Linked DNA regions of Homo sapiens: all the other regions are linked to region 1. A link is a loop called in an ENCODE intact Hi-C map of the cell type or tissue named here. Cell type or tissue: mammary epithelial cell. All regions are shown on one strand.

Region 1 (8,000 bases):
GGGCATCTAACACAAGAGAAGACAAAAATGCCCATGTTTCCAATACTCTTATTTGAATAAGTAAAGCCTCTCTAGTGTTTAGGCCGTACTCTACTATTGTCACTGTTGGGCCTCTGGGTACTCCAGCAACATCTGCAATTTACTATAGGCTAGAGTATTGCTAAATCCCATGGAAAATCAATCGCTTGCTACTCTCAAATAACTTTTAGTGTTTAACTAACCCCATAACCTCTAACAACACACTGTAAATTCTCGGTCTTTGAAAGCAGAATCTTGACGATATTCTTTTCTTCTGTGTTGTGAGTTCCTTTGGTCAAAGGGACAGACTCATCACTCATTTTCTCCGGCTATATAAAAGCAGGTTTCTGGACAATTTACAGATAAATTAAGGCAAGTTTTTTTCAGCCCTCTGTCAAGATAAAGACCTGATTGAAAAAGACATAAATTACTGTTATTTTTTAATGATTATCAGTCAACATATTACCGTATACTTTCTTTAAGCTACTGTGTCTGTTATGTCAAAGGAACACTCTGGGGTCAATAAGTTTGCTATGTGCTTCAGGAGTTTCTCTTGGGTTAGTGAATTATTTAGGCTCCTTTAGGATCTCAGGCAATCTGTTTCTCCAGACATCCTGCATTGTCTGCCGGTAGCTTAGAATTTACAGCAACTTTAGAGAATCCTCCCTAACACACTGGTGTCTACAGTCCCTGGTCTATGACACAAGGCAAGTCTCCTTTGTGAAAACCACCATAAGTCAGGGAATAGATTCAAAAAATATTCCTTCTGAGCGAAAACTCTAAAAGAAATAGAATTTCTGTGGGAGAGTTTGGGGAGCTGTGAAGATTTGAGAGACCCTAAAGCAGCCATCGTTCAACTCATTTGGGTCACAGACCTCTTAGAGAATCCTATGAAATGTATAAATCCTCCACCCAGACAAATATGCAAATGTTCTTGGGGCTCACTTTTTGTGTGTATTCTTCCAGGGGGAATCAAAGAACTATTTAAGCTCAGGCTGAGAACTCTTGCTTCATCTAGACAATTCTTGCATTAGCAGAAAGTGTGGCTATCTCTTTTCTATCATGACCCAATTTGGGGTGCAGGAAGGAAGCAAGGGAAATGGGAGTAGAAGCCAAGACTGGGGAGACTAGAAACAGAAGACCCTATAATGTCCAACCTGACCTCTGCCCTCAAGTCCTCTAACCTTCAGAGCTAGGGATTTCACCCCCTCCTTTAGTTCCTGTCCAATCTCTGATGTGTAACCAAGCCAGGCACCTGGTCTTGCTCTTTCATGTGGGATCCGGGTCCAGGAACCAGGCCTAGAAACAAAGTTTTTGTCATACTCCTATGAACAAGCTCCTGCCATATATATTCTATTTGTAGGCATGAATCATTCATCTTTTGCCCCATTGAAATCTTAGAGTCCTGGCCCCAAGATAAAAATGGGTCCAATTTTTTTTTATTTCTTTTTCTCTAGCCTTATTTGTGCTGTTGGCTTTGCTCACAGTCTGTCCAGTTCATATTGTTTCCAGGAGAGGAGAAGAAGTCAGCAATGGGAAATGGACTTTTCTTAGGTCCTCTGGAGTTTTTCAGGCTGGAGTTCATCAATGAGATAAACGGCTTTCTAATCCCTTTGTATTATACCTTTTATCTTTTTCTTTGTGAAATATTTTGTCAGATTCTATTAGATACGAGGTCATGTTTCCTGTTTTCAAGATGTTTGAAATCTAAGGGAACAAAGAGAAAAATGGAGTATGATGTGCATCTTCAGACTGAGATAAATGGTAATAAGATGGTGATATACAGAGTTCTCAGAGGAAGAAAACTCGCTTTGAGCCATAGGGAACAGGAAGCCAGGGATTTGAGCAGAGACCTGAATGATGGTCTATTTCCCACAGGACAACCATTCTCAATTTTTTTCTTTAATGGACCTTTGAGAATCTCATGAAGATAGGGGAAGGCCTCTGAGAGCTGTGGTAAAGCCAGCTAATAATTAAAAATCAAGGTCCTGAACTGTAGCCATAACATCAGGATAGCCTGGGCAGGTCATTTTCATGATGTATCTGGATAACCTCACCTATAAAGCAGAATTGAAGGAGATATGACTAGTAATAACTCAGGCTTCTACTTGCTTTAAAATTTATAATTCTATCATCTAGTTTATTACCCTGTATAGAGCCATACTTATTGTTCCAAAGAGATTGAATATGTTTTTATCAAAAGAAAAATAATTCTTGTATCTCATCCCAAAATCACAAAATTATTGAAAAATGTATGCTACCCACACTGGAATTTTAAAGACCCTAACATTTCTCAGCTTCTAATTTAAGGGGTTCATTATAAATAATGAAGGCCAAACTTTACTGAACAATGAATATGTGTCAAGTAAATCGCTAAGTGCATTGCATGCATTATATCATTTAATCCTTCCATTAATTCAATGGATAAAGTGCTATTGTTATTATTATGTACTATATTATTATTCTCATTTTATAGATTAGGAAACTAAGGGCTGCAGCTATTAGGTTACTTTCTCAAGGAATCTCAGTCTGATTTGAATTTGGGCACTCAAATTCCACAGCCCAGGCACTTCAATCACTGCAATGGCTTGTTTTACTGGTGGGGTGACTTATAATGTTTCCTGGGCCACAGATACTTTGAAAATTGAATGAATTCACAGTCTGCAAGCTTGCATATAGAAAGTTTGCACAAATGCACACGTGCACACACACTCATATATACACTTAAACATGTGCACATACATATATATTTTCCATACATTTTAGGATCCTAGAAACTCTTTTGAGGTCTGTTCTATGGAGTTCAGTCTAAGCTTCCCTACTGAAGGCCAGAAATAGCTGGAGAAGACTGTGGAAAGACTGGTCAGGATTAGTCTGGACAGAGACAGCTCGTCCAGTCTATCTTTGCAAAGGATAGAGAGCATGACTGTTGGTTGCCACGCGGGTGGGGTCGGCCGGAAGACTCTGATGCAAGAACAACCTACCCCTGGGATCCTGCCAGCCTGGTGATGTCGCTGACCTGTCACTGCTCATGGGGCAAGGACATTGGGACTGATTTTGTCCATGGAAACAGGATCATCTTTCTCCAGTCACTCTTTCTTTGCCACAGTCCTCCTTAGCTTGTCCCCAAATAGAGTGCCCCCTCAGGGGTGACCTAGGCCTTTCAAAACCAGTCCAGAAAATGACATTAGATCTGCTACCCTCCATTATAGTGAGACATATAGTCATATTCAACGAATTAGGAACAAACATTTTAAGAGTAAGCATTCTCAAACGATGTGTAAAAACTTCAACGCAGTTTGCTTTTCCACTGAAAAGAAAATCTGAGAAGGCAAGGCGGGACTGTGGGTTCCAATAACAAGGTTACCTCCTCTCCTCCCAGCTCACCTTCTCACCTGGCTCTTCCTGAATTTCTGCCTGACCCAGATGCGGCAGTCTTTGCGAGTGAAAGGTGACGCGCTCTGTCCACTAGGGGGAGACTTGCTCACATTTATCCCCTGGCTCTAGCTAAGAATTGGAACTTGTTTGTAGCGGCAGCTCCTTGACCCGGTTTTCTTTGCTATGCAAAGCATTTGAATTTGATTAAAGAAATCCTCTGCTTAAATTTTCAACTCTCATTCCAAGAGGTGATGAGGATGCAGTAATGACTAGTGTGCAAATAAGGTAGTGACTTTCTCCAGTGCGCTCTGAGGTGCGTGGCTTGAACCGGCCTGGGAGGCGCCCGCAGCCCCAGGCCCTGGGAAAGCGCGGCTGCAGTGTCGCAGGTCCATGTGGGCCACGGTGGACCTAAGTAGGCACCGCACCCTGCAGCCTGCCCGGCCTGTGAAGTTTTTAGATTGTTCGGCCAGGCTGACTCACGCAGCTAAGGCAGGAAAATGTGCCCGAGGCGATTGCTGGTGGTATTCAAACAATCCTATTTTCTTTTCTATTTTTCTCTCCTCTGCCCGCCTTCAGTCCCTGTCCCCTTCCGTTCTCTCTTAGTGGCCTTTAGCAGTGGCGGGCCCAGCGATTGGTTCTCAGAGATAAAGGAACTTCTGTCTCCGACCTTGTCTGAAGATTGCTCCTCAAGTCTGTGAATTTCTTGAGGGATGTACATTCAAATAATGTTTGGAATTGTGTGTCTTCCATTAAGATGTGTAATACACATATATGCACAGGTACTTCTTTGAGTTTTAATTTTTCTGACTTTAGAAATAACTTGAGTTGAGTTTTGTTCGTGAAAGCAGAAGATGGAAGGAGTAAGTGTCACAGGTCCCCCACTGCTGTCCTTCCTTTAATTTAACTTTGTAATGGGCCTATGCATTTAGAGAAGAGCCAGGGAGCTGAGCTACATATTTCTATTTTCTTGTATTTCCCTTAAAATGTATTATTTGATACAGAATAGGTAGGGTTGTCCTTACATGTCACTATCCTCCATATCTGAGGACACATTTGTAATTTAGTGTCTACTTAAAAGCAAACTTATAATATAAAAAAGTAGTTTTAAACCAGAACAAATTGTTGTTATTTTGCCTTTTAAGAGAAGAAGCATATTTCATATCAGTGAGAAAATTGAACCCTCTGCTGCTACCTTTCCATTGCAGAGAGGTGGGAAGGGGACACCCAGAGGAGACAGTCTGTGTAGGGGACACTGATGAGTGTTTGGAGTTACAGTGGTAAGCCCTGAGCTGAGTTTGGGAGTCAGGGCTGGAGAAAAGGGAACTGTTCTTCCACCGGATGAATTTGGATAGATATTCCCCGACGACAGGTGGGGTGGAGGGCATCAGAAGACCAGAGAATGGAGGATGAAGATTGGTGTGTTTGAGAGATTTAAAGTAAAAACTGACCCCAAGATGTAAACTTGGGGTCCTCTATTTCCCAACTCATCAGTAAAGTCTGTACAGCACAAAGGAATTCTGTTGATCCTTCTTATTTTTTATGGAAATCAAGAAAAATGTGTAAGGCTCCTTTCGTGTGTGTGCATTCTTTCAACTAATATTTATTAAAATCTGCTGTGAAGCAAGTTTTATTCTAGGTGCTAGTGATACAGAGGTGAACAAGAAAATAAGATTCCTACTCTCTTAATCCTTACCCTTGAGTGGGGGAGAACAGATGGTAAATAAACAAAAGTAAACAAGGTCATTTCAGAGAGCAGCAAGTTCCATGAAGACTAACAAAATGGTAGGTGTTGCAGAGTAACTGGGCTGGGAGTGGGAGGGTATGTCAATATCCAACCAAGAAATGAAAACCACCTCAGGATTTTTTTTTCCATTTTTAAAATTGTAGTAAGATACACATAATGTAAAATTTAGCACCTTCACTATTTTAAACTATTAAATGGTGTTAAATATACTCATAGGTTGTACAGTCATCACCACCATCCATCTGCATCATCCTTTTCATCTTGTGAAACTGAAACTTTATACTCGTTACACAACACTCCCTGTTTCCCCCACTCCCCATCACCTGGCAAGCACCATTCTACTTTCTGTCTCTAAGATTCTGTCTACTCCAAGTACCTCATATAAGTGGAATCATACAGTATTTGTCTTTTATCTTTTTGTGATTGACTTATTTCACTTAGCATAATATCCTCGAGGTTCATCCATTTTGGAGAATGTGTCAGAATGTCTTTTCTTTTGAAAGCTGAAGAGTATTCCACTATATATGCATGCCGTATTTTGCATATCCAGTCATCCTTCAGTGGACACTGGAGTTGATTTCACTTTTTAGCTATGAACATGGGTGTGCAAATATCTCTTCCAGTCACTGCTTTTAATTCTTTTGGATAAATACAATCACTTTGAGATTTTTTTTAAAAGATCTTTAATTCAGGGCATTTATTACAAAATTAGTGGAATACTGGAGGAGCAAAAGGGGAGATTTTGCCAGTGGGAGGCAATTGGGAGATTAAAAGGAAGCGGGGAGGGAGAGGCAGGGTGTGGTGGCTCATGCCTGTAATCCCAGCACTTTGGGAGGTCGAGGTGGGCGGATCATGAGGTCAGGAGTTCCAGACCAGCCTGGCCAACATGGTGAAACCCCTACTAAAATACAAAAATTAGCTGGGCGTGGTGGTGCATGCCTGTAGTCCCAGCTACTTGGGAGGCTGAGGCAGGAAAATGGCTTGAACCCAGGAGATGGAGGTTGCAGTGAGCCGAGATCGCGCCACTGCACTCGAGCCTGGGCTACAGAGGGAGATTCCGTCTCAAAAAATAAAATGAAATGAAATAAAATAAAATAAAATGAAAAAGAAGAAAGTGGGGAGGGAGAAGCCACGTTTTCTTCTGTATTTGGTGGGGACTTCGCCAGCAGCAGCTTCCACAGACAGCAGTCCTGGGTTCCTGCTCACAGTTGCAAACAGCAGCAGGGGTCTTTCACCTCTGCTTTTCCACCCCTGAAAGTGATAGCAGCTTCTTGTTTTTATTCTCCAGATTCCTCCACCCAGAGATGTGAGGCTTGTTTGCAGTTCTGTACACAGCACAGCTGAACCTTTTCACTCAGGTTCCTTTCCTCTTTCCACACAGCTAGATGACAACTCTAACCTCCTCAAGCACAATCCATGTTAGAAGGAAAGATCTAGAGAGATGCTAAAATAAGGCACACTAGGCAAAGTAGAGGGTTTGGTGCCAGTCTACATACGGCACGAGATCCTCAGTCTGCCTTCCTTAGCCTATTTCCAGATCGCTGGCTGGCAGACGAGCCTGATCCCACTGCCTTGCCTCTGACCTAGAGTTACAGTCATCTTCCCTCCAAGTCTGAGCAGCCACACGAACCCCAGATACTTACATCTGGGAGCACCCCAGTGACAAAGCCAGTGACTTAATGTATTTAATCTATATGTATCCATTATTTTGATAAATGTTTAACCATATATTTATTTTTAAATTGCAAGAATGGGATGGGAGGAAGTGGAGACACTGAGAACAGACAATTTTAAAATGTTTTTCCATAAATGGTAGCAGAGAATTCAGGCAATAGTTGGAGCAGTACATAAGATTAAGGGTTTTTAAGTTTGGAGATACCATGGTATTGTTGGAATAATACAGAAGGGCGGGAGAAATTGATGATGCAAGAATGAATGGAAAATGGCAGGAGCCTAGTTCCTGAGATAAGAAGGGATGGCTAGAGAGGTGTGGAAGACACACAAATCAATAGCTGCAGGGCACAATGTGAAAACAAGAATTCAAGAGCAGTAGACAATCTAAGCGAGAAGTAAAAAGACCACCTACCCCAAGAATTCACAAACCTCTTGGGGAGGACATTGGACATTTAACAGGGAGTGGAATGATGGCTTGAGCAAATCTTACCAGATCTTATGGGGCAGGGTGACCCATTTTACGTCTGGGTTCATTCATTCCTTAAGTGGAAACAGAACATTTTAAAGCTGTTTCTAATTAAAATTCTGTCTGTTTTACCTTAGCCTTCCCTTTCTTAGTCTTATCTTTCACTTTTTAACATATATTAATACTTTATATTCTAGTCAAATGGCACATTGGAAGTCCTGAACAAATGCTTGTTGAATTAAATAAATAAATTGGACTTATTTATAAGAGACTTGAGGTCTCTTTGGCCTTGCCGGAGCTCTCAGTTCCTGCAGCCCATGTTTTCCTGGATCTGCACTTTTTAAAAAAAATTTCTTAAAGCATTTTTTTTTCTTCCTGAAATAGTCTCTGCTTCATCTGTTTTTCTGCTTCTCAAAATCTTATTCCTTCTTCATGTCCAGCTTAAATACAACTTTGAGAAGGCTTTTTGACCTTTCCATCTAAATGTGATATCCTGTCTTCTGCATTCCATAGAATTTTCTTTATCTGGCTGATGTTTCTTACCCTGTGTCAGGAATTATGATTATCTGTGGAGTTGTTAAAATGTCCTCTACTAGACTATGAGAACATTGAGAGCAGTAACCACATCTTATTCACCTTTATTTACCTTGAACCACTTGGCACAGCATCTTGTGTGTAGGAAGTTTTCAACAAATAGATTAATTTGAATTTAATTTTCCT
Region 2 (8,000 bases), 230 kb before region 1:
ATTTTTACTCTTTAATTACCACCAGTTTATTTCCCCTAGTTCTCATTAAATATGATTTTTTTATTTGATCTTTGGACATAAAAGATAAAGTTCTATAAAGGCGGCTCGAAGTGGGGTGGAAAAAAGACTGTCCCTGTCATCACAAATCCCCGAACATGGCTGTATGTGCCAAACCATTTGGCTCCGAGTCATGGGTTTAGCTCCTTCAAGCCATTTTCCTGTTATAACTTGAATTCTCTGGGTTCCCTTCTTTCTCCTCTCTGTACCACCCCTAGACTGACCTCTTGTCTAGTGAAACTGAGGGATCTTAACGTGAGACTTTGCAGTGAGTTAAACAGCTAGATAGACAAACCTGGCTTTATTTGGAATCTAAAAACCCTCACTTGAAGGTCTGATGGAAAGCAGTAGAATATAGCAATTAAGAACTTTGTGGTGCCCCAGGATTCAAAATCCAGCCCAGCTATGCAACCTAAAACAATGACCTAAGCTCTCTAAACCTCACCTTACTTATCTGTGAAGTGGGGATAATAAAAGAACCTACCTTGAAGAGTCGCCATCCAGATTCAGTAAGATTATGAACATGAATGCATGTGCTTAACACAATGCCTGCACATAGTCAGCGCTCTATAATTGTTGCCATCATTTCTTCCGTGATTAATTCAGTAATGAAGAAGAGTAAGATCTCTTTTGGAAGCTCCTCTATCCTGTTTGCAAATTTGGATTGGACCCTTCTCTGCTTAAAATAGAATGGAAAGGCTGTGCTTCTCCCAGGGCCAAGCAGCCTACACCTTTGATTTTTATCCCATTTCAAAGGGATGTATTGAAAACAAAAATTGGAGAGAAGGTCTGAAGAGATTAGTTTCTTTTTTGAATTTCTATGCTTTTTGCCTTCGGTGATTTATTTAGTGTTATGATTTCTGGACTGCAACAGAAATATGATGAGCGCTTCAACAGAAGTTACGAATGATGACTTGGGCACTTATGAATAAAGAGCATTGGATTCCTTAGGTGGCCAGGCAAATGCTCCCCTTCTGCCCTTAATGATTCTACAGCATCTACAATGGAGGATGCTTAGCTGTGTAAAGGGCTTGATGCCCTGAGTTGGGCAGCTCATGAGAATGTTCTTGGGATCCTTGTGCATGGAGATTTAGAGGCCAGGATGTGGTGGGAAGTAGGCTTGTGCTCTCCTGATCAGTGTCATTGTGTCATGGTAGAGTGCCCTTCCACAGTGGGCCACTTCTTCCTGGAAAGGGCAGAGGAGCTCAGGAAGGAGAGCTGGGCAATTCTGCCTGCCCTGCCCTCTGCTGGTGATCTCACAGTCCAACAGGAGGATGCACCTTCATGAACCTGAAAGGGAGAGTGGCCAGTGTTGGCCAGATCCTGTTTCTCCCCCTTATTTCCAAGTGCATGTGTGGCAGAAGAAGAAAATAAACCAGGTGCAATGTGGAAAGATATTCTCTTCTCAGTGGAGCTCCAGAAAGGACCTAACCTCAGGGTTTGTAGGAGACTTTATGGAGCAATGGACTGAGAATGAGCCGTGGGGAAGGGGACAGCAAGCTGGACTCCAGCCCAGCTCTGCCACTGTTAGCAGTGTGCCCTGGTGGCTAGCTGAGTTCAACATCCTTTATCGAAAGAACTGATACACAGTAACTACCTGGCAGGATTGCTCCTCTGAGGACTGAGGCCAGTGGAGGGTACAGCGCTGGCACACGGTAGTCCTGGCACAGAGCGTGCTGCTGTCCTGTATCTCTTACTTTCTATGGAGAAGCTTGCCCCTGGATTCACCGTTTACCTTTCTGATTGTCCACATTTTCTCCTGATGTCATCACGGAGGACTGATTACATAAACTCCCCCTGATGCATCTGTGGAACAATCTCAAAATCAACTGTTTCTCTTTTGCGACACTTCCTCCAGGTAGTGTAAGTGACGATTGCATTGCAATCGTTTAAAAAACTATTGTTTTTTGTCTCATGAGAATGTCATGTGTTCATTGTACTTGTAAATAATGTTGAAAAAGTAAGGCAAAATCAGCAATCATACATCCCACACATGTAAATTTTTGCTGGTACATTTGATATCATTGGTGGAATTTCTAAAATGAACCCAAAAGTATAGTCAGATCTGTGGCTGTGACACATTTTTTGAGCCCTTACAAGACTCAAAAATTTATTTTATTTTCCCCCCATTCTCCAAAAAATATCTGTATTTTCCTTTAAGGACAAAGAATGAAGTAGCATAACACACCCAAATAACTTTCTGAGCACCACTGTCTTGTAACAGAGGGAAGGGAGAATGCAAATAGAGTATTTTTTCTGAGAAAATATTACCCATTTTGGGTTTCCTTACTCTTACAACAAATCCCACAGGGCAAATTCTATGATAATTATGAGATAATGCTTCTTATAAGGTCAAAATAATAATGACAATGTCTCTGAATTAGGTTTTACTTTTGAGATGTCTATGGTTTATTTTATTTTATTTATTTATTTTTTTGAGACAGAGTCTTGCTCTGTCACCCAGGCTGGAGTGCAGTGGCGCAATCTCGGCTCACTGCAACCTCTGCCCCACAGGTTCGAATGATGCTCCTGCCTCAGCTTCTCAAGTAGCTGGGATTATAGGCGCCCACCACCACACCCGGCTAATTTCTGTATTTTTAGTAGAGATGGGTTTTCACCATGTTGGCCAGGCTGATCTCGAATTCCTGACCTCAGGTGATCTGCCTGCCTCAGCCTCCCAAAGTGCTGGGATTACAGGTGTGAGCCACTGTGCCCACCCTGCAATGTCTATGGTTTATAACTCCTATTTATTTTGGTCTTTTATTCAATTTAACATTTTTAATAGTAAACAGTCCAGTGTGTAAGTACTTGAAAAACTACCACTTTGTAAATGAATGAGAAATTACTTCATAGTAATCAATATTTCTTTATTTTTTTCTGTTTTGGGAATTTTTTTTAAGCTTCACAAATCAATTTGACCCATTTTGGCTAATTTGGCATAAAAATTTGATATATAATTAAGTTCTTTTCAATCAGCATAGCTTGCTTTAATTAACTAACTGAATATGTTTGGGTGCAAAATAATTTAGTTACAAACTGCAGAAAAGTTTTAACCAAATGCATTGATAACACATCTCAAGTCTTAGCTTTGCTAATTGACTTCTCAAATTAGATAACCCTCTTTAATAATTGTTTGCATTATCCTTTATTAGTGCATTATAGAAATTCCTGGGAGCTGGAGAGGCAGTGTACTGTGTACCCACCTGGAAAAATTAACGTGAAGTTGTTTAGATTATATTTGGATTCAAATGTAGGCTACCTCGAAGAGAAAAAGTGTTGGGTGTGTTCTTGCCTTCTTTCTCCTTTTTCATCTCATATTCATCTCTCTTCTCCAGCCTCATATTGCTTCTCCCTTCATGTCCCAGATGCCAACCGAGCAATCCAAGAGGAATAGGCAAACTCGCACCACAAAGGCTCTCTGGAGATCCTTAGCAGCCAGTATCAAACCTACCTTCCCGCTGTGGACTTAGGCCACAGGATAGGACAAGCCCTGGGCAGCCTGGGGCACAACGAGAGGCCAGGAGATGAGCTATGCCTTTGTGGGTCAAACTGGGGAAAGTTTTTTATTCCTTGTGCCTATGAAATACCAGCAATGGGCTTTTTCCCTAACTCGACTCACATCTTGGAAGAAATTGTTGCAAGTAAGTATAACTTGCCCACAAAGCAGAACTCTTAAGTTAGGGCAGGACTGCATTTCAGAGAAGTCAGAAAAATGAATGTGAAGTGCAGTGAAGCCCAGACATTTAGAGACCACAATCATCTCAAGACTGTTTTCCTCTCTGCACTCTCCTTGACGGGGTATCATTCACCAGAGCGAAAACCCTGTTCACTTGTTCAGTTTGGGAAAGTGTCTGGGGATTCCCAGTCTAGGAAATGTTCTTTTCCTTCCATGCAGTGGATTTTACAGCTGTAAGGAATTGAAGTCATGCCAGAGGATTCACAGATGTGTCCTTTCCTGTTGAGGTACTGGGAGGTAGGAGGTGGGAGGTCGTGCGGGAGAACACTGGAACTCTGACAGGACCTTCGTGTTGGATATACTGGGATCCTGGGACTGCCAGTGGCTTGCATCCAGGGGAAGATCACAAACTTCCTGAATGACTGACTTTGTATGTTCTTACAAAGGAAACTGATCACTTATTATAAAGCAATAGAAAATATACAGGCAAGGGGTACAGACTTTATGTGTTTGTGTATGAGAAAAATCATATAAAGCTAAATGCTATTCTATAATTAAAATCAAGTCAATTTCCCCTACTTCAAAGAACAACATGCTTGAAAACATTTTTGTTTACATCTTGTAATGACTTGTCAAGAACTGCCATTAGAACTAGGGTCCTAAATCAAATGGGATGTTTTATTTTAAAGTGTGACATTGTATGCCTTTTATTTTTCCTTAGCCGACTCAACTGTTAGGTCACACTGAGTTCGTAATTAAGGTATGCTGACACCAGGTGGCAGTAGACACCGCAGTTGTAGCACTTATCACATTTCAGTCCTTAAAAGTCTGTTTTTAATTCACCGTGTCTACAAACACAATGAACATCCCTGCCTCTGAGTTCATGTCATTCTCCTGCCTCCCTAAGATGCCTTCACTTTCTACATTGATTTAACCCACTTATGCCTAGTGTTCCATTTTTGGAACTCTAAGCATGTAGGAGTTATTTATATCCTACTGCTCAAGGTCATCACCAAGGTCTGATTGAAAAAATTTTTTAAAAATGCAACCTCAGGCATGAATTAAGCTGAAGACACAGCTCCAGTTTCATCCTAGACTTTGGAAAATGCTCTTTAGTTTTTAGTTATTCCAATTGTGCTTATTATCATTTAACTCATGTTCTATGTTGCACTGCTTCTTATTTCTTCAGCATTGGATTTTAAGTTCTCTGGGGAATGGGGAGCCTCTTCTTTTTTGACCCTTTTGTATTTCACCCAGCACCACCCATAGAAGGGCTGCTTCTCCTAGCCTGCCTTTCACTGGCATCCTCTCTGATCTCCTTGTGACTTTTGCTGTCCCCAATTCTGAGTTCATCTTAGGTCTTTATCCCCATGCACAATTAGACACTTACAGTCAAAGTGTGCACACTTCTCTGTCTTTTCATGTAATAAACTGGTCAGAGTGAGTAGAGTCTTTGGTCCACCTTTGATGCTCCAAATGCCGTGAGCACTTCTTATTGCACAAGTCTATTTGCAACTCCCAGTGGCAGGCAAGATGACCCTTCTGAATCTCTCCATCTACCTCTGCCTATTTATAATTCACAAGTCTCTTGGACCCCCTGGTTCCTCTTCTGTCCCTCAGGTAGTGTTTGGGCTTGTCGTCTTCTTATGAAATACTCGCATCCACAGATGTTTCTGCCCTGACTCTCTCAGTTTGCCTGAGGTCCTCAAACTAGCCTCTTCTTGTATGGTGTTACAACAACTGGACCTCCAATGGGGTGATTAGTCCTTTACCTTGGCGTCACTCAGCAATTTGCCTAATAGTCGCATCCCTTTTGCCCTGTCATTGGCTCTGAGCCTTCTGTCAGGCTGGACTCAAAGCTTTATGGTGATTTCCCTTCAATCTTTCATTCGTTCTTCTCCACCTCACCCACAAGTAGGCTTTTTCCTGTTTGATCCATCCAAGTCACCCAAAACAAGGATCTTAAAAAGCTTTCTAGCTACCTGAATTTTAGCTTCAAAATCTGGTCAGTCCAATTTTCTTGGAGCCCAAGTAAAAAGAAAGACACGAATTCATTCAGAAAGGTATGAAAATGTATGGAACATCATTTTATCCAAGTCTAAAATCCTCTTATGTTTAATTTTTCATCTTGAAGAAAGACAAATACTGTTTCTTTAAAAAGAGAAAATATAGAAAACTATTCATATCTTAACAGATAGATTAATCTTTGTAGAGAGATTGAGTCAACTGTATAGTTAGCCAGCTTCAAAGTTAGAAAGGGCACAGTCCACACAGGACTACTCTCACTTCTGACACCACAAGTTTAGAGGTGATCCCAGAGGACTCTCAAGGTCAGGAATTTGCTAGAAGGAACTCAAGTGGTAATACTCATGGGTGTGATTTATATTATAGGAAAAGGATATAGATCAAAATCAAAAGAGATACATAAGGCAGAATTGAGAGATGTCTAAACATAGAGCTTCTGCTGTCCTCACCTCGTGGCATCATGGGCTGGCATTAACTCCTCTTGTCCACAGTATCCACTGGGCATTGCCAACCAGCAATGCTCACCCAAGCCTTTGGTGTTCAGAGTTTTTATTGGAACCCGATCGCATGCCACCTGCATGGATGATCTTATCTTCTAGCCCCTCTTGGAGGTGTAATGTGCTAATGCTTTTGGTCTTCAATTTCTCTAGATGTTGGAAATGTTATTGCATAGCCCAAAGCCCCATACTAAATCCTATTGTTAGACTGTCTAGTGACCAAATGCCTCAGGCAAAAAACACACTCCTGTCAGGCAGGACATTCCAGGGGCTTAACGATTGTCTCTTTGTGGCCAAAGGCAGAGGGCAAGACCAGACTCTCTTTGGGCAAGGTTAATTCTTTACTGCATAACCTTCCTAGGTCAAGGTTAAATGCCATTTTGATTTGATTTTATATATTTAGCTCTAAGTTTATTTTAAGCATAAACATCCTGGAATTTTATAGTGTTTCTCCTCAGAAAATTACATTCTGAGATGCAATTAGAAGGGACTTTTGAGCACAGATTTGAATAAGTGTCACTGTAGCAGGTAAAACACTAATTATTTTGTAGCATCTCTTTTGGCTGCTTAGGGGACTTCTTGATTACTTCTTAGCAGGAGGCAGAATGGTGTAACTTAATTATATTTTCATTATTTATGGGTGTAAAGATCTTTGCATGCATGAGAATGAGGCTGACATGAGGAGTGTTTTCCTCATTTTACCGTGTAGCTAATTGAGGCACTGAGAGGGGAAGGGACTCATTCCAGGTCGCCTGCGCAGCTGAGCAGCTAGCCTGACAGGCACACCTGGTCTGGGGGCTCCATCAGAGAACAGTCAGAGTGTACACACTTCTATCACTGTCCACTCGGGTTTTCAAATATCCTGTTCTGCCATGAGCTCTCAGAGGAGGAGTTTATCAGTTATTTAATTCACTCCTTTTTACAGCTTTCAGCTGAACACCTGCTACATGCTAGGTTCTGTCATAGGGATGGCGATTTGGAACTTAGCAAGAGAGACAAAGCTCTTCCTTCAGAAAATCATTGCCTAGTGTGGGCAGACAGCTATGCATGAGAAATAAGGCCATCCTGACTGCAAGAAGAGTAATGGTGGGAATAGGGTAGTGTGATGGGGTGGGCCTGGGGGTGGCCGATTTTGAGGTAGGTGGGCAGGAAAAGACTGTGTGGGGAGCTCTCCCTTGAAGGGAACGTGCCCTCTGGGAAGAGCCAGTGAGGAGGCAGGCAGGGGAGCAGCAGGTCCCACACTGGACAGGGCAAGGCCTGTTTGAAGGCCGCCATGACTGCTGCTTTTAGAAAAGGACAAGTACAATGGTACGAATGAGTGTGGTACAGGTGTCAAGTTGGTTTTGCAGCCAGACTGCCTGGGTCAACTTCTGAGCTCCTTAACTTGCAAGCCCTTGCTGTTAGGCAGGCGAGCTCACCCACTGAAGCCCCTGATTATTCCCCCATGTGTAAAAGGGGATGCGGAGAGGACCTACCCCATTGCTATGAGGGTTTGTGTGAGGGTTGCATCAGTCATTCCAGATAAGGCACGTATCCAGGCCTGGTACAGAGCAAATGCTCAGTCAAGGTCAATTTCATTATTAATATAATTTTATTATAGAAGCCTGTTCTGTGTGGTGTTTACCTACCTTCAGAACGTCCTATGCCATCTGGTGCCAGTACTTGAAGAGGTTTTCTTCTTTATTTTACATGGTCATTGCTAGACTCGTTCGGAATAACTTCTTCCCATTCTGTGCAGAAATTGA
Region 3 (8,000 bases), 110 kb after region 1:
CGTGTGGGCAAACACATGCCAATCAGAATAGCTATTTCTAACACTCCAACAGTACCCTTTAAACATTTCATTGGAAAAGTAGCTTCAATAGAATTGAAAGTCAGTATGTTAGTAATTCACCATTTGCTCCTAATTTGGGGGCAACATGGTCTTTAAATATTCACATATATAAATATTTATTTTAAATATTTAAAGGATTCCTTTCTGTTTCAGATGGGTCTTGGTATGGCTTCTTTTCAGGTTAACCTGTTAATGTTGGTGACTGCCTATGTATGTCTACACTTCTATGAGTCTTAATTAGAAAAAGGAAAAAGTAGTTCTGATTCATCTAAAAGAAGTGTTCCGCCATTGCCCTTGCAGTAGTCAGAGACAAACACTCTGAATTAGCAAAGCCATAGACTTAGAAGTCTAACTGGGTCCTTCTAATTCTAGATGATGTATTTATTTACAGGTATTCAAGGGACATAAAGTAAGATAGTTACTCAAGATACATATATATATATATATATATGTGTGTGTGTATATATATATATATATATATGTATATATATATATATATATATATATATATACACACACACACATTAGCCTGGGATTTAAGTGAGGAGGAGGCGTGATCCTGTTGAGGGTTGTCTGCTCACCTAGGATTCAGGGTGATAGATGGAAGCATAAAGTTGTCCAAAGGATATTTTAAAAGAAAACAAAACAAAATATGCCCCATAGGTGAACCAAACTTAATGTGGTTTAGAGGAATAGGAACTGTGTCTGTTCCCTCTTCCCATGGTGGGGGTCAGGGGTTGGGGGGTCTGGGGCATACAATACAACGCAAGTAGTCCATCCGTGGATACTCCTTAACACTAAGTGTCAACTTGATGTTTAATCCTAAGTGTCAACTTGATTGGATTGAAGGATGCAAAGTATTGTTCCTGGGTGTGCCTGTGAGGGTGTTGCCAAAGGAGACTAACATTTGAGTCAGTGGACTAGGAGAGGCAGACCCACACTTGGTCTGCGTGGGTACCATCTAATCAGCTGCCAGCACAGCTATGATAAAACCAGGCAAAGGAATGTGGAAGGACTAGACTAACTGAGTCTTGTGGCCTGCATCTTTCTCCTGTGCTGGATTCTTCCTGCCCTTGAACATCAGACTCCAAGTTCTTCAGCTTTTGGACTCTTGTACCTACACCAGTGGTTTGCCAGGGACTCTTGGGTCTTTGGTCACAGCCTGAAGGCTGCACTATCGGCTTCCTTACTTTTGAGGTTTCTGGGGCTCAGACTGGCTTCCCAGCAACTCAGCTTGCAGATAGCCTATTGTGGGACTTCACCTTGTGACCGTGTGGTCAATTCTCCTAATAAACTCCCCCCACAATATATTCATTTATCCTATGAATTCTGTCCCTTTAGAGAACCCTAATACAATTCTCAAGAGCAGAGCTAAATATTTGATTATTTTTCTGTGTTTTGCTGTTGGTTTAAGGTTTGCTGTGATGCCACTCTGCAACTGATTTATTTCAAGAAGTTCCAATTTATACCTATGGTTCTGAGCATTCAATGTTCATGCTTTGTACTCACCTTAAGCAACTCACAGAAGCATATTAGTGGGAAACATTTAATCTTTTTATCTTTATAAGATGTGTTTTTCTCTTCCCCTTAAACATGGAGAATTTTAAAGGTGATGCTTCTAAAATACTGAGCTATCCACATTTGCTCTTCTCCAAGGTAGGAATGACTTATCTGATGCATGAAGTTAATGAGACTTTGACATCCATTTGGCCAGGCTTACCTGAGGGCTGGTTCATGATATAAAAAAGATAACATAGAGCTCTCTTTTTTTTGGCCCTCTCCATTCTGCTGGGTCCTGATATTTTAGCACAGACTGTGATCCTCAGCACACCTAACTGAATAAGTGGACTCTGCGTCTGTTTATACTCAAGCTTTTCTTCATGTTTGCACAAAGTTCTGTGTCTGGTCTAAACTTAGGAGAAGAATGTAGGAAATATCCTTCATGTTCCTGGGTGTTCTCCATTTGAATATTACCCAAGAAACCATATGTTTAGGAGCTACTGGGTCTTCATGAATGATGATGCTTTTATCTGCATTTGGGTGTTCTGCTGTATTGATGATTTTACAATGGATAGAATCTGGCTAGAAGGAGACCTAAACCCTCCATTAGAACATAAAGACTCCTAGGAGTCCTCAGAAATAGTGCCTTACTCCCCAAACAGCAAAATGCTTTTAAATATATCATCAGCAGAATGGGAGTGCTATGATTTGAATGATGGTATCCCCTCCAAAATGCACATTGAAACTGAATCTCAATGCAACAGTATTAAGAGGTGGCCTCAGGTGGTGATTAAGTCATGAGGGCTTCACCCCATTACAAAAGGGGTTGAGTTTAAAGGAAACTCTTTGGCCATTCTGCCCTCTCTGCCACGTGACGACACAGTGTTGGTCCTCTCTGGAGGATCAGCAACAAAGCACCATGTTGGAAACAGAGGGCAGCCCTAATCAGACACCCGTCCTACTGGCACCCTGATCTTGGAATTCTCAGACTCCAGAGCCATTAAGAATAAATTTTTATTCTTATAAATTACTTAGTCTGTGGTGTTTTTTCTTAGAAGCACAAATGGATGAAGACAGAGAGGTTTGGCTGTAATTTCCTGCTCACCAAAATTGCAGGAGAAGAATGGTTGTTCAAATCTAGAAAAAAGACTTTTGAGAATAAAGTGTGTGGACCCCTCATTAAATGTGCAACTTTCTGAGAACTAGTCATATGTTTTATTAATAGAATTGGACAGAGATTTGGGAGTCTCTATTTATTATTTATAAGTTATATTAAAACACACCTGTATTGTCAAGGCTTTATGTGCCTGGTGGCAAAAAGCAATGGAATGGGAATGATTATTAGAAAAACCAGTGATTTCTTTAGAAATATCAGCCCTAAAATGAAAGAAAATGACTCCTAATATATACCCATTTAAAATGTTCTGTAATGCAGGAATTTTATCTGTTTTACTTCCAAGGATGACTGGGTCTTGTGATTGAGAGCAGAAGAAAACCTAGGGAGGAAACCAATGCTCTAGAAAGGAACTTTTTTCTTATGCCTTCCAGAAGCAACGATAACATGAACAATTGTACATCAGTCATCAGGTGTTACAAAAATTACACAGAGGCACCCCCTGCTGGAGGGAGGTGCTACTCAGCCAGGGACACTGCGGGAAGACAGAACTGTCTCTTGTATTTCTCTTACTCTTGATGGACAGAGGGAAAGCAGCACAGAAGAAAATGACTCTAAGGGAAGAAACAATCAGAAAGAGATAACACCAGAAATCTCAAATATTTGAGCTGAGAGAAATGCTCTCTTAAGATGCCTGGGAACCTTCCATGTTGAGACACTGCCAAGTTACTGAACGAGCATTGTGCAATCTTAGATGAAACATTTCCCTTTGCCAAGCTATTCTGCCCCGGTGAGGAATATAATGATGATGGTTGAGGGCTCAGGCTACACAAAGTGTGATGCTCCCAGGAAGGAGTCAGGGCACTTTGCCCAGGGGTAAATGCCCTAGAAGGAGCATGAGAGATGCCATGGTCCAAACCCGTTTTTCTGAGAAGACAGCACTGTGATTTGAAGAGAATAAATGATGGCACAAAGGAAAAAAAAGTGGTGGGACCAAAGGTAGAATACAGAGGTGCACATAGGGACTGCAATCTAAGTGTGGTTTTAGATCCTCTCAGCATATGAACAAAATTGAAGAACTACAAATGGTAGTTTGTGGGAAAGAATGCACACGAGGGTTGTGGTTCATCTGTGGACTATTGCAGTCCTTTTTAAGAGCAGTATTTACGAGTCCTAAAGGGCATTAAGGAAACTTCCTTGACAGCCATTAAGAATCAGAATAGGGAAGATGAAGAGTTCTGTAGTATCATGTTTGTGTTATAAATTTGAAAATTAATGCACAGCTTCGGGGATTCTGTTCCAAGATGGCTGAAGAGGAACAGCGCTAGTCTGCAGCTCCCAGTGTGAACGATGCAGAAGATGGGTGATTTCTGCATTTCCAACTGAGGTACCTGGTTCATCTCACTGGGACTGGTTGGACAGTGGGTGCAGCCCACAGAAGGCAAGCCGAAGCAGGGCGGGGCATCGCCTCACCTGGGAAGTGCAAGGGGTTGGGGTATTTCCCTTTCCTAGCCAAGGGAAGCTGTGACAGATGGTACCTGGAAATATGGGACACTCCCACCCAAATACTGTGCTTTTCCAATGGTCTTAGCAAATGGCACACCAGGAGATTATATCCTGCACATGGCTCGGCGGATCCCATGCCCAAGGAGCCTTGCTCACTGCTAGTGCAGCAGTCTGATATTGACCTGTGAGGCAGCAGCCTGGCAGGGGAAGGGGTGTCCACCATTGCTGAGGCTTCAGTAGGTAAACAAAGTGGCCAGGGAAGCTCAAACTGGGCGGAGCCCACCGCAGCTCAGTAAGGCTGGCTGCCTCCATAGTCTCCACATCTGGGGGCAGGGCATAGCTGAATAAAAGGCAGCAGAAACTTCTGCAGACGTGAAAGTCCCTGTCTAACAGCTCTGAAGAGAGCAGTGGTTCTCCCAGCATGGTGTTTGATCTGAGAGAATGGAAAGACTGCCTCCTCAGGTGGGTCCCTGACCCCCGTGTAGCCTAACTGGGAGACACCTCCCAGTAGGGGCCAACTGACACCTCATACAGGTGGGTGCCCCTCTGGGACAAAGCTTCCAGAGGAAGGAGCAGGCAGCAATATTTGCTGTTCTACAACCTCCACTGGTGGTACCTAGGCAAACAGGGTCTGGAGTAGACCTGCAGCAAACTCCAACAGACCTGCAGCTGAGGGATCTGACAGTTAGAAGGAAAACTAACAAACAGAAAGGAATAACATCAACATCAACAAAAAGCACATCCACATCAAAACCCTATCTCTAGGTCACCAACATCAATGACCAAAGGTAGATAAAACCGCAAAGATGGGGAGAAACCAGAGCAGAAAAACTGAAAATTCTAAAAACCAGAGCACCTCTACTCCTCCAAAGGATCACAGCTCCCCGCCAGCAACAGAACAAAGCTGGATGGAGAATGACTTTGACAAGCTAACAGAAGTAGGCTTCAGACAAACTTCTGAAGTTTAACAAACTTCTCTGAGCTAAAGGAGGATGTTCGAACCTATCGCAGGGAAGCTAAAAACCTTGAAAAAAGATGAGATGAATGGCTAACAAGAATAAACAGTGTAGAAAAGACCTGAAATGACCTGATGGAGCTGAAAACCATGGCACGAGAACTGTGTGACGCATGCACAAGCTTCAATAGCCAATTCCATCAAATGGAAGAAAGGGTATCACTGATTGAAGATCAAATGAATGAAATAAAGAGAGAAGAGAAGTTTAGAGAAAAAACAGAAAAAAAAACAAACAAAGCCTCCAAGAAATATGGGAATATGGGACTATGTGAAAAGACTAAATCTACATTTGATTGGTGTACCTGAAAGTGACGGGGAGAATGGAACCAAGTTGGAAAACACTCTTCAGGGTATTATCCAGAAGAACTTCCCCAACCTAGCAAGGCAGGCAAACATTCAAATACAGGAAATACAGAGAACACCACAAAGATACTCCTTGAGAAGAGCAACCCCAAGACACATAATCGTCAAGTTCACCAACGTTGAAATGAAGGAAAAAATGTTAAAGGCAGCCAGAGAGAAAGGTCGGGTTACCCAAAAAGGGAAGCCCATCAGACTAACAGTGGATTTCTCTGCAGAAACCCTACAAGCCAGAAGAGAGTGGGGGCCAATATTCAACATTCTTAAAGAAAATAATTTTCAACCAAGAATTTCATTCCAGCCAAACTAAGCTCCATAAGTGAAGGAGAAATAAAATCCTTTACAGACAAGCAAATGCTGAGAGATTTTGTCACCACCAGGCCTGCCTTGCAAGAGCTCCTGAAGGAAGCACTAAACATGGAAAGGAATAACCGGTACCAGCCACTGCAAAAACATGCCAAATTGTAAAGACCATCGATGCTAGGAAGAAACTGCATCAACTAATGGGCAAAATAACCAACTACCATCATAATGACAGCATCAAATTCACACATAAAAATAATAACCTTAAATGTAAATGGGCTAAATGCCCCAATTAAAAGACACAGGCTGGCAAATTGGATAGAGTCAAGACCGATCAGTGAGCTGTATTCAGGAGACCAACTCAAGTGCAAAGACACACATAGGCTAAAAAGAAAGGGATGGAGGAAGATCTACCAAGCAAATGGAAAGCAAAAAAGGCAATTCTAGTCTCTGATAAAACAGACTTTAAACCAGGAAAGATCAAAAGAGACAAAGGGGGCCATTGCATAACGGTAAAGGGATCAATTCAACAAGAAGAGCTAACTATCCTAAACATATATGCACCCAATACAGGAGCACCCAGATTCATAAAGCAAGTCCTTAGAGACCTACAAAGAGACTTAGACTCCCGCACAATAATAATGGGAGACTTTAACACCCCACTGTCAATATCAGACAGATCAACGAGACAGAAGTTTAACGAGGATATCCAGGACTTGAACTCAGCTCTGGACCAAACTGACCTAATAGACATCTACAGAACTCTCCACCCAAAATCAACAGAATATACATTCTTCTCATCACCATATCGCACTTATTCCAAAATTGACCACATAGTTGGAAGTAAAGCACTCCTCAGCAAATGTAAAAGAACAGCAATGACAGCAAACAGTTTCTCAGACCACAGTGTAATCAAATTAGAACTCAGGATTAAGAAACTCACTCAAAACCACACAACTACATGGAAACTGAACAACCTGCTCCTGAGTGACTACTGGGTAAATAACAAAATAAAGGCAGAAATAAAGATGTTCTTTGAAACCAATGAGAATGAAGACACAACGTACCAGAATCTCTGGGACACATTTAAAGCAGTGTGTAGAGGAAAATTTATAGCACTAAATGCCCACAAGAGATAGCAGGAAAGATCTAAAATCGACACACTAACATCACAATTAAAAGAACTAGACAAGCAAGAGCAAACACATTCAAAAGCTAGCAGAAGGCAAGAAATAACTAAGATCAGAGCAGAACTGAAGGAGATAGAGACACGAAAAACCCTTAAAGAAATCAATGAATCCAGGAGCTGGTTTTTTGAAAAGATCAACAAAATGGACAGACCATTAGCAAGACTAACAAAGAAGAAAAGAGAGAAGAATCAAATAGACGCAATAAAAAATGATAAAGGGGATATGACCATGGATCCCACAGAAATACAAACTACCATCAGAGAATACTATAAACTCCTCTACGCAAATAAACTAGAAAATCTAGAAGAAATGGATAAATTCCTCAACACATACACCCTCCCAAGACTAAACAAAGAAGAAGTTGAATCTCTGAATAGACCAATAACAGGCTCTGAAATTGAGGCAATAATTTAATTAATAGTTTACCAACCAAAAAAAGTCCAGGACCAGAAGGATTCACAGCCGAATTCTACCAGAGGTACAAGGAGGAGCTGGTACAATTCCTTCTGAAACTATTCCAATCAATAGAAAAAGAGGGAATCCTCCCTAACTCATTTTATGAGGCCAGCATCATCCTGACACCAAAGCCTGGCAGAGACACAACAAAAAAAGAGAATTTTAGACCAATATCCCTGATGAACATTGATGCAAAAATCCTCAATAAAATCCTGGCAAACCGAATCCAGCAGCACATCAAAAAGCTTATCCACCATGATCAAGTGGGCTTCATCCCTGGGATGCAAGGCTGGTTCAAAACACGTAAATCAATAAACGTAATCCAGTATATAAACAGAACCAACAACAAAAACCACATGATTATCTCAATACATGCAGAAAAGGCCTTTGACAAAATTCAACAACACTTCATGCTAAAAACTCTCAATAAAATAGGTACTGATGGAACATATCTCAAAATAATAAGAGCTATTTATGACAAACCCACAACCAATAC

The links. Peaks named below come from ENCODE experiments on the same cell type or tissue, not always from the same donor. Only the 100,000 strongest peaks of a DNase experiment are listed, where the experiment ranks them.
Region 2: a loop joins it to region 1, with 19 times the contacts of the local background. A loop is called at or near these places in 4 of 110 quality-filtered maps.
Region 3: it touches region 1 in a loop (15-fold over the local background); 26 of 110 quality-filtered maps call a loop at or near these places.

The regions. Positions count from the first base shown.
Region 1 is chr7:34,317,624-34,325,623 of GRCh38, forward strand. No RefSeq gene overlaps it. Among named protein-coding and RNA genes, the nearest start is that of NPSR1, 340 kb to the right of the region's middle. RefSeq lists an enhancer at 3,378-3,437. In mammary epithelial cell, a CTCF peak has its summit at 3,480 (motif pointing right); DNase peaks (open chromatin) are centred at 3,498, 3,848 and 5,428; H3K4me3 peaks cover 221 bases; H3K27ac peaks cover 686 bases.
Region 2 is chr7:34,087,008-34,095,007 of GRCh38, forward strand. All of the region lies in intron 13 of BMPER (BMP binding endothelial regulator), which reads left to right. Among named protein-coding and RNA genes, the nearest start is that of BMPER, 190 kb to the left of the region's middle. In mammary epithelial cell, CTCF peaks have their summits at 1,307 (motif pointing left) and 4,507 (motif pointing right); no DNase peak of the experiment used is centred here.
Region 3 is chr7:34,427,361-34,435,360 of GRCh38, forward strand. All of the region lies in intron 2 of NPSR1-AS1 (NPSR1 antisense RNA 1), which reads right to left. Among named protein-coding and RNA genes, the nearest start is that of NPSR1, 230 kb to the right of the region's middle. In mammary epithelial cell, a CTCF peak has its summit at 3,193 (motif pointing left); a DNase peak (open chromatin) is centred at 3,201.